Regions from separate parts of the Homo sapiens genome. Here region 2 is linked to region 1. A link is a loop called in an ENCODE intact Hi-C map of the cell type or tissue named here. Cell type or tissue: PC-9. All regions are shown on one strand. Each heading gives the region's core, and the rest is flanking DNA. Links, peaks and the distances in the headings are about the cores only. Region 1 overlaps TRPV6 (transient receptor potential cation channel subfamily V member 6). Region 2 holds the start of LLCFC1 (LLLL and CFNLAS motif containing 1).

Region 1 (5,374 bases), core at 120-5,119:
CATTATCTCTGTCTCTTCCTTTCTGCCTCTCGTCTTTCTTCTCACATCATCTCAACAGCCTTCCTTCTTAAAGTGGACCCCTGGATCAGCAGCAGCACATGAGCCCTTATAAGAAATGGAAATGCTCTGGCGGACCCTTCCACCTAGTGAATCCAAATCTGCAGTTTAAGAAGATTTCCAGCTGATTCCTGGGCATATGAAAGTTGGAGAAGCATTGCTTAAGTGGTCCTTGCATGCAAAAACCGGTGGCGATAAATCAGAGACAAGCTCAGGGGTCTCAGTTTCCAAACAGCTCACATTAAAGTTTGCGAAACAGTGTTCTCCATCATTTTCAGACCAGCTGTCTAGAGGGCTTTAGATACTACTTTGTTTCGGCTATTGGCCCCTAAGACACAAACTATGGCCAACAATGACAGATGCAGAGAAAAAAGAGAATCCAATCTAGAGGATTCATTCATCGAATTTCATGTGCATCTGAATGTTCCCATTCTGTCTTCGGACCCTTCCTGGATTTACCCAATTTGGGATTCATGGATCCGTTTATTTTGCTGAGTCAGATTAGTCTCTCCTTATTATCCACTTCTCGCTTGTTTTAGGCAAAATTATCTTCTCTGAATCCCCAGATCATCTCTTTATTCTTATACCTACTGTGTGCTAAAAATCTCTTTTAAAATTAGAACTTACCCCAACTAAGACACATGGGTCCCTTTGATTCAATTTTCTCTTGGCCTGGAGCCATTTGGTCTTTCTATGGGAGTAAATGAAATAACTCTATTTATCCATAGTTTGACAATTATGTGACATACAAAAAGACATAGACAGGAGCTCACATTCTAAAGCGCTGGCAGTGGCAAGAAATTGACTCCAGAGCTGGAGGTGGGAGGGCAATCAGAGAGGAGACATCAGCTCACTCATCTCCTCTGCCTTGCCCCCATGCACAGCAGCTGCCACCAGGTCCTGTCAGTTCAGCATGGAAAGCTCTCTCTTCATTCAGTCCCTACCTCCTTGCTCCTGCTAACCCTCATTAATTCAAGTCTTCATTCTCTAGCCCAGATTAGCAAAATGCTAAGGATAAGGAACACAGAAGCTCTTTAAGGTCTTTGTGCAACTACTTTTCCACCCTCTGCACGTCCCACCCACTCCTTAGACCTGGCATTTTGGTCTCATCCTGTCTCAGCACTGCAGAGCACACCATTCTCCCTATGTCTGTGCCCATGAAGCTCTTTCCTTCTAGAATCCAACTCCCCCAGCCCGCCAATTGTTCATTGTGTCTTCTGCACTGCCTATGCCTAGAAATACACCTAGGATGGTGTAGATGCTCACTGACACCATCTGTAGAGTGAATGAATCAGCAGCAATGCCAAAAGGTGGTTTGAATTAACTGTTATTATTATTTTCATCAGCTGCCCGCTAAGCCAACTTTCAGCAAGCATATAAGTGAAAAATAGTACACTTGGTATGCAAACACAGCTTCAAAACAAGTTTTCCACATTCCCTCCATCACCACCACCACATCAACCATTTGCACAAAGCCCTCCTCTCTAGATACCCTAGACTGAGGGGAAAACAATCGCTAGCACCACATACACACACACAGACACTCAGAAGTTCTTCACTCTCTCCTGTGGCCTTACTTTTATTTCAGCATCTTTCACTGGGTGCTGTAATTGCTATGTATCTGTGTCCCTTCCTCTATGCTAAGGGTACTCGAGGGAAGAGACCAGCCACTAACTCTTCCCTGCCCTCCTCCAATATGCTTCCACGTTTGTGTCCCATTTTGACCAAATGTGTGAAAGATTGATGGCAAATCTAGAAATGGGTCCGAGAGAGCACCTTTTCCAAGTCCAGAGTTCTACTCGCTGTATCCTAGATGTTAGTGGTGGTATAGTCAGTGGCAGGCTCAAAGATTCCCCTTTGGTCCCTACACGTCTCTGAAGCTGAAAGTGTCCCCCATAAACCTCCATTCCCTATGAATTCTGACACTCTAGTGGCCTGGGGAAAACAAAAAGCTACTGTCAGACCCAGAGTTGCTAGAGTTACCAAATAAAAATACAGGATGCTCAGTTAGATTTGAATGTCAGATGCACAATTTTTTTTTAGTATAAGTATGTCACGTGCAATATTGGGGATACACTTATACTAGCAGCCTATTCGTTATCTCAAATTTAAATTGAACTGAGTGTCCTGCATTTTATCTGGCAACCTAGCCAGACCACACCCTGCGTGAAGAGCCAGCTTATGACCCAACCCAGCAAGGTTTGTAGAGAACTAGCCTCCTCCGACTGTGAACTCCAGACTCCAGCAAAAAGGGGGGCCCAGCCTGTGGACGGGTTTTGAAGGTATCCGGCCCAGCCATTACTTGCAATAACCTCATATGCCCACAAGGGGACAGCACAGAAAGCCCTAGCTCACCTGCTTGGGAGTAAGGCTGACCCCAAAACACCTGACTCTCCTTGGGTCCCTGAAGGAGGTGCACAGAGCTGACCTACTCAAAGATTCCTGTGCTTGGGGGACAAATAGATTTTTCAATAGCAACTTATCACAGGAGTTTAGATCACAACACGGGGGTCAAAGGCAGGGACACGGCTAAGCACCCTGCACATGACAGCCCTCACTGCAAAGAATTATCCTGTCCAAAATGTCAATAGTCCAAGGTGGAGAACCCCTGATTCAGAGGTACAATGATTCATAATCCGTTTTAGAATGAGGATTCTTCACTCGAAAAGGAATCAGAAATATCCTATACATAAAAATGTTTTCTTATGGATCACTAAATACTCAACTAAGGGAGAAACAAAAAAAAGTCAGATGAAGCCTTTTAAGCTCCCACTGATGAAGTAGTCAAAAGAGATTATAGAGCAAATCTGAAACTGTAACAATATGAAAGGTATTTTCAGGTTCTAGAATGTTTTCTTTTACTAGGCAATTAATTATAATAAAATTGAACGGTCTAGTTCAACATTAGCCTGGTGAAAACCCAACTAAGGGGTTCCTGGCACAAAATCTAGCACATTATTTCTTGAGCAAACAGATCAATGACCTCCTTCTCAGGGCTGCCTCTGGGCCACCAGGGAAGGATTCCTGACTTCCTCTCTCCGTCTCCTCCGCCCCACACCCTCATCTGCTCCTCCATCCTTGTAGATGTGTGCACTGTGTGCATGGGTCCAATTTGGTTTTTAGGTGCTGAGAAACAAGGCAGGATCACAAGACTCTTGAGAAAAGTTCAAATAAGATTTTTAGAGCTAGAAAGCCCCTCAGAAACTGAGTCAAATCTGCTCATGAAACAGATGGAGGAAGCAAGTCAGAGACAGAGCCACGACGCATGCCCCACTGGTCATTTCTTGGTCACGATTCTCAGTTTTAATCAGGGCTGGAAGAGGAGTTAGAGAAGACAGGCATGGGTCCCACTGGTCTCTCCACAAATACCTTTCCCACCAGTGAGTGTACCCTCTGGGCAGGGCTGGGGCTGGTACATAACAGGGTTGCTCGGAGTGCGTGGCTTCTTGCATTCCTGGGTGGATACAGTGCTGTGCAGGGGAAGTTCATGGCCCCTCTCATTCCCGCAGCATCTCACTCATTATCACTTTTGCTCTTTACAACCTTCTAACACCAGCTGAATAGTTCTCCCATGCTTCAGAAAAGGAAACTGAAGCGGCATAACCAAATCATTGCCAGAAGATCACACGGAGTTAAAGGCAGGATGCTTGGCCAAGAATCCAGCCCCAGGCTCTGACCACTAAATTATGTGGTTCTTCTAGTTTTATGGCTCCTCCTGATTTTTCTTGGAGGTTGGGGGGCAAGCCTGAGCAGTGACCACAGATGAAGGAAAGAGCGGTAATGTGTGGGGCGGAGGCATACATTGGGCACTTGTGGGCCACCTCCCTCCAGCTCATGTTCCTGGCAATGGGGATGAGAAAGCCAAAGTGGTTGTTTAGAGATTTGGAATCGGCTGCCATCCTAAGTGCCACAGCTCCTTTTGTGCACATGTCTATTTGCGCATTTACAAGTAGGCATGTGTGTAAGTATTTACCAAGGCAAGCGTGCACAATATACCAGAGAAACCCAGGGATGACTTTTCAGACACTCAATTCACACATTTCATACAGGTATTTAACCCTAAAAAAAGCTCCAACAAGCATCACCTTCCCTCCAAATTGCTCCTTAGATGACAAAGTGCCAGCACATGGGCTGGAGTGGGGTTCAGGTTAAGCAGCCTCTATGAAGCTGCCCAGGACACCCCACAGCAGCCGAAATCAGATCTCACACTTCCCCCTCTATGCTTCCAGAACACTCATTTACACCCTTCTAGTGATGTCTACTAAGCCCATCTTTAGCCCCGTATGTGCCTTCAGTAAACTTTGGTCATAGGAATGAGAACTCCCTGAGAGCAGGAACAGTGTCATATTCATTTTCTGCAGAAAGGTGGAGTGCCTTATGTTCAATAAATGTGTAATGCATTAAATATCAGGAAGTGAGAAAACCCAAGCCCAAGGGGGAGATGACCTGGAGGACACGGGAGAAAGTTGAGAGCTCGACTTGGATCCCAGCAATGTAGATTTAAGCAGAGCGGGCTGCGTGCTAAGCACCAAGAAACGTCCACTGTAAAAAGAGGAGTTTGGGTTCCCGATCATCCTGGAGAGACTCAAAGCCTTCCTTTCTCACTAGACCATCCTGTACCGCATGGAATCCCACGCAATCCCACCCCACAGTTCTCCCTGTGAGTCCCCTTTGGAACAAATTCAACTTCACCATTTACTTGCTCTAGGGTTCTGGGCCTGCCCCATTCATAGGGGGATAACAGGACCCACCTTCCATTATTGTTACCGGGATGACGGAGATAAGGCAGGTGGTAGTACCTAGTACAGCACTGGGTTCTCAATCATTGTGTGCTCCTTTCTTCCATTAGCTCACCCCTCACTTGTCCATATTGTTCCTATTTACTTAGTCATCCCATGTTTATCTCAATGCCCCCATGCCTTCTCTTTGGTTGACGGCACAGATTAGGAAACTCCCCTTGCAGGCAATTTCAGCATCCTTCTGGGAAGTGCCCACCCAAAGAAGAGTCATTGCTCTGGACACCTGATATCCAGCAAGAAGAAGGCCAAGAAAGTGCGGAGGCCAGTAAGGAGATCAGGGCAGGGAGGGGGGATCCCTCCCAAGGGTGACATCAAGCCTTTCTAGCCAAAGTCTGCAGAGGCAGCCCCCATATGATCTGAGGAAAAGTGAGGGCAGACAGGACATGCGGAAGCAGCCTATTCTCAGCCACTCAGCGCAGGGCCTCCCCTCTGCTCTCCCCTGATATCGCACACAGGGAATCTCCACCACCCCTTCCAATCCCCCAGGCCTTTTTGCACTCTGTGCCTGGATCCCCTGG
Region 2 (5,374 bases), core at 106-5,105, 58 kb after region 1:
TTTTTCCTTTTCTCTCCTTTCTTTTCATGCCTCTCTCAGCTTTCTGCAAGTGAGGACATCTGCAAACTCTCGCCTTCAGAGAGCAGCTTCCCTGCCACTGATGAATGGTCAGTAATGCCTCCAGGCACTCGGGAGAACTGGGCTGGGGGCACCAAACTACACCGTCAAGTCCCAGAACCCTTCACGCCAAAGCAGCCTGACCTCTTATTCTAACATAATAAAGAGGAGGAGGAACCATAATACCTAGATTTCCATTTTTAAAAATTACACTCCCACCCTACGTGGCCACAGCCATCTACGAAAAGGATTCAGGGCCGGATGCGGTGGCTCATGCCTGTAATCCCAGCACTTTGGGAGGCCGAGGCGGGCGCCTCACGAGGTCAGGAGTTCGAGACCAGCCTGGCCAACATAGTGAAACTCCGTCTCTACAAAAAAAAATTAGCTGGGCCTGGTGGCAGGCACATGCAATCCCAGCTACTCAGAAGGCTGAGGCAGGAGAATCACTTGAACCCGGGAGGTGGAGGTTGCAGTGAGCTGAAATTGCGCCTTTGCACTCCAGCCCAGGCAACAGTATGAGAGACTCCATCTCAAAAAAAAAAAAATAGAAAGAAAGAAAAGGATTCAAATACCATACCTTAAAACTAACTGTGGCCAGGCGCAGTGGCTCACACCGGTAATCCCAGCACTTTGGGAGGCCGAGGCGGGCAGATCACCTGAGGTAGGGAGTTCGAGACCTTCCTGACCAACAGAAAGAAACCCTTTCTCTATTAAAAATACAAAATTAGCTGGGTGTGGTGGCACATGCCTGTAATTCCAGCTACTCGGGAGGCTGAGACAGGAGAATCACTTGAACCCAGGAGGTGGAGGTTGTAGGTGAGCTGAGATCGTGCCATTGCCCTCCCGTCTGGGCAACAAGAGTGAGACTCCATCTCAAAAAAAAAAAAGTGATTATCACTGGATGGTGGAATTATTAGCCTTTTTGGGGTTTTGTATTTTTCTATATTTTCTACTTTGTAATAAGAAAAAATATTTAAGGGATTCCCTGTTTTCTGCAAGAATTTATCTCTTTTAACACTGCGGAGGTCAGGCGGGTGGTGGTGGCAAGGAAATGGAAGTAATGGAAACAACTCAGTTATTTCCACTCAAGCCTGCCCGGGAGGCAATTCTCACCCCAGCCGCCCTCCCCATTCATTCCCACAGAGCTGGAGATGGCTTCTCTTTTTGCCAGGAAACCAAGAGGCTGCTCCCCCAAAATAGCCAGGAGGGAGGAGATTAGTGATGGTTTTTTCCATTCAAGCATCATTCTTTGGATCTCACGTCAATGGGTTCAAGGTGGGGTGAGCAGGGTCACCTGCCTACTTGAATCTTTCCTTACTCACCTTCAAGCGACCTCCGTACCACTCCCTAGTCCCTTGTCATCTGGCTTGGACCATCAGGAAGTGTGTAAGAGATGGTGTCTGCTGTATGTGAGACAGCATCCATGTGGGCATGTCTGCTAACACGAGTAAACTCTGTGGGAAAGCATCTCTTTGTGTGTTTCTGTCTGCAGTTCCCTCTTGCAGAAAGGGTGCCTGTCTCCGCAGTGTCCTTGGACCTGCATGTGGTATTTCATTCAGGTCTGGTATGCATGGATGAGCAGGAGCAGTGTGAACTGGTTATGAGAGTTCAGGAGTGACTAAAGTCTTCTCTTACCTGTCTTAGCAGCCATCCTGCATCTAATGGCCTATGTCTCTGTTGCTGGTTTTCGAAAAAAGGCCTTCATTCTGTCTCCCTAACTCACAACCCTCCAACCATCTCTGCCCAAGAAGCAGTTGGGGGTGATTACCCACAGCCGGTTACTGCCAACAGATCTGTGCTCACCAGGCTCATGGGCAGGAGGCGCATCCAAGTACTGAGGCAGGATTCTCCCAGATCTGTTATTTGGGATCCTAGACTCCCTGCCGCACTGCGGCTTCTCTGCAGACTCTAACTCCTTTTGCCAAGCAATGAGGTTGGAGATGAGCCTCTAACAACCTTTTCTTTCGTCTAAGAGTACAGAAAGGTGTAAAATGAAAGAAGAGGGTGTTTCAACCTGGTGGTACAAGAGGACAAAGGCTAGAAAAGTGGGAAAACCAGGGGAGGGTGAAGAGAGGGTGTGAATGGGCTCTACCAGCTGCAAGGCACCCTGCTCTTTGTCTCTCGCTCTCTCTCCGTTCACTCTCTCTTCATCTGTCTCTCTGTCTCTGCGTCTCTATCTCTCTGTCTCTACCCCTCAGTTTCTGCCTGTCTCGGTCTCTTTCTTTCTCTCTTTTTCTATGTCTCTGTCTGTCTCTGCCTGTCTATGCCTGTCTCTGTCTCTGTGTCTTTTATACACACACACAGCATGTGCTTTTACCCATCCTTACCCTATGCTCCTCCCCATCTTTATTTTCTGGCAGACCCATGCTTCATGTAGAGCAGCATGTTCATACCCACGACTTGAGAATCCTGTCCGGCTCATCTGTTCTGGGCCTCATCCTATGCAAACCACTCTTGTTACAGAAAGGCCACATAGAATAGTGGGAAGATATCATATTTAAAAGTAAAAGTTAATCAAGAGTCCTTTTCTGCCCCTTAGTATTTGGGCGATTTTGAGTGAGAGAGTCATTTTTTCTGTGAGCCTCAGTTTCCTCATGAATGTAATAGATATGAGAACACTATGATTTTGCAGTCCTGGTTTCTACGTGGATCTAATGGTGTAATGGATATGAATGTACATTGCAAGCTGTTAAGTCATTTCTGCTAAATACAGAATGACCCACTGTGGTCATCTTGGAAGCCTCGGCCATCCCTGCTGGCTGTGCTCCATTCTTGTGCCTCGCCATTGGAACGCTCTAGTGAGCCGGAATGAAGTTCAGGCCCATGGCTGTGATGTCACAGAACATGTGAAGTCAGAGGTCCTATGGAAGGTGAGGGGAGAAAATGCCCCTGGAAAGGGTTAAGGGCCAGGACAGGAATGGGGCAGGAGGTGCACGGATCCTGCTGGGCACTGGGAGCAGGGGGCGGCCAAAGGCAGTGGGTGGGCAGGTCCATGCCTCCCCTGGCCCCCCAGCTCTGCAGGGCAGTGTTCCTGGTTCCTATCTTGCTGCTGCTGCAGGTGAAGCCTCTGAACGGGAGCCCAGGCCCCAAAGATGGGAGCCAGACAGAGAAAACGCCCTCTGCAGGTAGGTGGAAAAAAAGACAGGAGCCATACAGAGAAAACACCCTCTTCAGGTAGGTAGAAAAAAAGACGGGAGAGTCTGGAGGCTCAGGGTGAGGTCTGTGTGAGGCCAGGCCCCAGGTCACTGATGAGGCTAGGGTGAGACCTGACATAGGTCTGGTTTATGGGGGGTAACTCCAGCCACTGATGGTTATCATGTGAAATAATAGTGTCGGCTCACCATGGGCCAGCTGAGCTTGCATGCAACTTCTGTGTGTGTAAGCATGGTGCATTTGGCTGGCTTTTGTCATGCTTCAAGGTGGCCCCTGACTCCCCCAGTGTTGAAACCCTAGAGGAGGCAGCTAACCTTAGGAATGGTGTGTGTGTGTGTGTGTGTGTGTGTGTGTGTGTGTGTGTGTGTGTGTGTGTTTGAGTTGGGGCTGTGATTGAACACAGACCAGAAAAAACCTCTAGAAAGAGCATCCCCTCTCTGGTGAAGGCTAAGGATATGGGCAATTGGGACTGCAGCCCTAGGCTTCAACGTGTTTTTCCTATTCTAACTTCTCCTTTCTGGTTCAGGCCAGGGTCAGGGCTCAGTCCTTGTCCTTTTCCCCTGTTCCAGACCAGAATCAAGAACAGTTCGAAGAGCACTTTGTGGCCTCCTCAGTGGGTGAGATGTGGCAGGTGGTGGACATGGCCCAGCAGGAAGAAGACCAGTCGTCCAAGACGGCAGCTGTTCACAAGCACTCTTTCCACCTCAGCTTCTGCTTTAGTCTGGCCAGTGTCATGGTTTTCTCAGGAGGGCCATTGAGGCGGACATTCCCAAATATCCAACTCTGCTTCATGCTCACTCACTGACCCTCCCTCCCTCCTGGGCTCCAGGTCACAACTCCCAAAGGAGATGCAGGCATGGCTCTCTGCCTCTGATCACCATCACTGTATCTCAAGGTTCAGCAGCAGAGATACCAGTTGCCATCAGTGCTAACTGACTGCCTCTCCAGGTTCGGAGTTTCATCTCCCAGGGCCAGAGACAGCAGACCCACATCCTTCTCTCCCACACCTCTCCTGGTTTTGTTCAGGACAGCAGATTAGAGGCAGGAGGCAATGACAATAAAATAACGATAAAATCCTGAGAACAATTGGGAGCAGCTTTCCGATACTTAATCCAAGCCCTTCTCGTCTCCAACTAGACTGCTTTATTGTCCAATCTTTGGTCCACTGGGTGGCCTTCAAACCCACCAGGTCACCAATTGTTGATTCTTTCCTTTTCTTGTGTCCATGAAACATTTTTGGCATTTCTCCCTCTTATCTTTTCTAACTTCAGGGTATTTTTCTCCCGTACAGTTAATGACTTCCAGGCATAGAACATAGCAGGAACAAGTCATTAAGAGACAAGCGGAAGCCAAGTGCCAGCTTTTATTTTTGGAACAGAAGCAGAAAGGAAATCTTGCTCTGATTCCATGGATGTGACCAGGGAGGTGTTGGTCGATATTTCTGTGCTGTGGCATCTTTGGTAACCAAGTTACCAGAGCTGGCAGCGGCTGGAGGGGTTCAAGAGAGCACCACGTGCACAGCGGAAATACCTGGCAAAGGCTGGGGTGCTGCTGAGGGGCCCGTGGACTCGGAGGTGTGGAGGGCTGTGAGTGTCGTGAGAGTCCTGGGGGCTGGGCTTCCTACACATCACCTGAGCAGGAAGAGAGGTCATTGAAGGGGGAGGGTCCACAGGACAAAGCTGACCCGGTGACAAGGGGTGATCAGGGACAGCAGACAAAGAGGGGAACCAGGGGATCAAGTGCCCCAAGGGCCACATGGAGCATTTGAAATGTATAGTTCATTTAATCTGGCAATAGGAGTCCAGGAGGAGGGCCTGGGCTGTGTAATGATACCATTTATCAATGACAGAGAGGCAGGGTCTAGCGCAGGAGCTCTGGGGTGAAGTCTAATCTAAGCGTGTTGAAGACCTGGCACCTGAGTCTGTTGAGGGAGTACAGGGTGCTTAAGGAGGTGATGTCAAGTGGGCGCCACACCTAAGGTCAGGTGTCTGAAGAGGAATGTGGCACACAGTCAGCCTGTCGCAGGCTTTTTTTTTTTTTTTGTGAGACTGAGTCTTGCTCTACCACCCAGCCTGGAGTGCAGTGGCATGATCTTGGCTCACTGCAACCTCCGCCTCCCAGGTTCAAGCGATTCTCGTGCCTCAGCCTCTCAAGTAGCTGGGAT

The links. Hi-C counts contacts between places; a loop is a spot of excess contacts. Peaks named below come from ENCODE experiments on the same cell type or tissue, not always from the same donor. Only the 100,000 strongest peaks of a DNase experiment are listed, where the experiment ranks them.
Region 2: it touches region 1 in a loop (8-fold over the local background); 5 of 110 quality-filtered maps call a loop at or near these places.

What each region holds. Positions count from the first base shown.
Region 1 is chr7:142,878,710-142,884,083 of GRCh38, forward strand. The region is part of intron 1 of TRPV6 (transient receptor potential cation channel subfamily V member 6); the gene reads right to left. Among named protein-coding and RNA genes, the nearest start is that of TRPV6, 4.3 kb to the right of the region's middle. RefSeq lists a silencer at 2,215-2,509. In PC-9, for the core only: CTCF peaks have their summits at 2,383 (motif pointing right) and 2,590; DNase peaks (open chromatin) are centred at 2,432 and 3,692; H3K27ac peaks cover 737 bases.
Region 2 is chr7:142,936,573-142,941,946 of GRCh38, forward strand. LLCFC1 (LLLL and CFNLAS motif containing 1) reads left to right here and starts at 2,912. Exons shown (of 2, transcript NM_001382496.1): 1 at 2,912-3,182; 2 at 3,780-4,296. The coding sequence starts at 3,050. The coding sequence ends at 4,015. It overlaps KEL (Kell metallo-endopeptidase (Kell blood group)), which reads right to left. Exons shown (of 19, transcript NM_000420.3): 19 at 4,542-4,841. The coding sequence ends at 4,680. LOC105375542 (a long non-coding RNA gene) reads right to left here and starts at 378. Exons shown (of 2, transcript XR_928065.1): 1 at 1-378. In PC-9, for the core only: a CTCF peak has its summit at 3,169 (motif pointing left); a DNase peak (open chromatin) is centred at 3,179.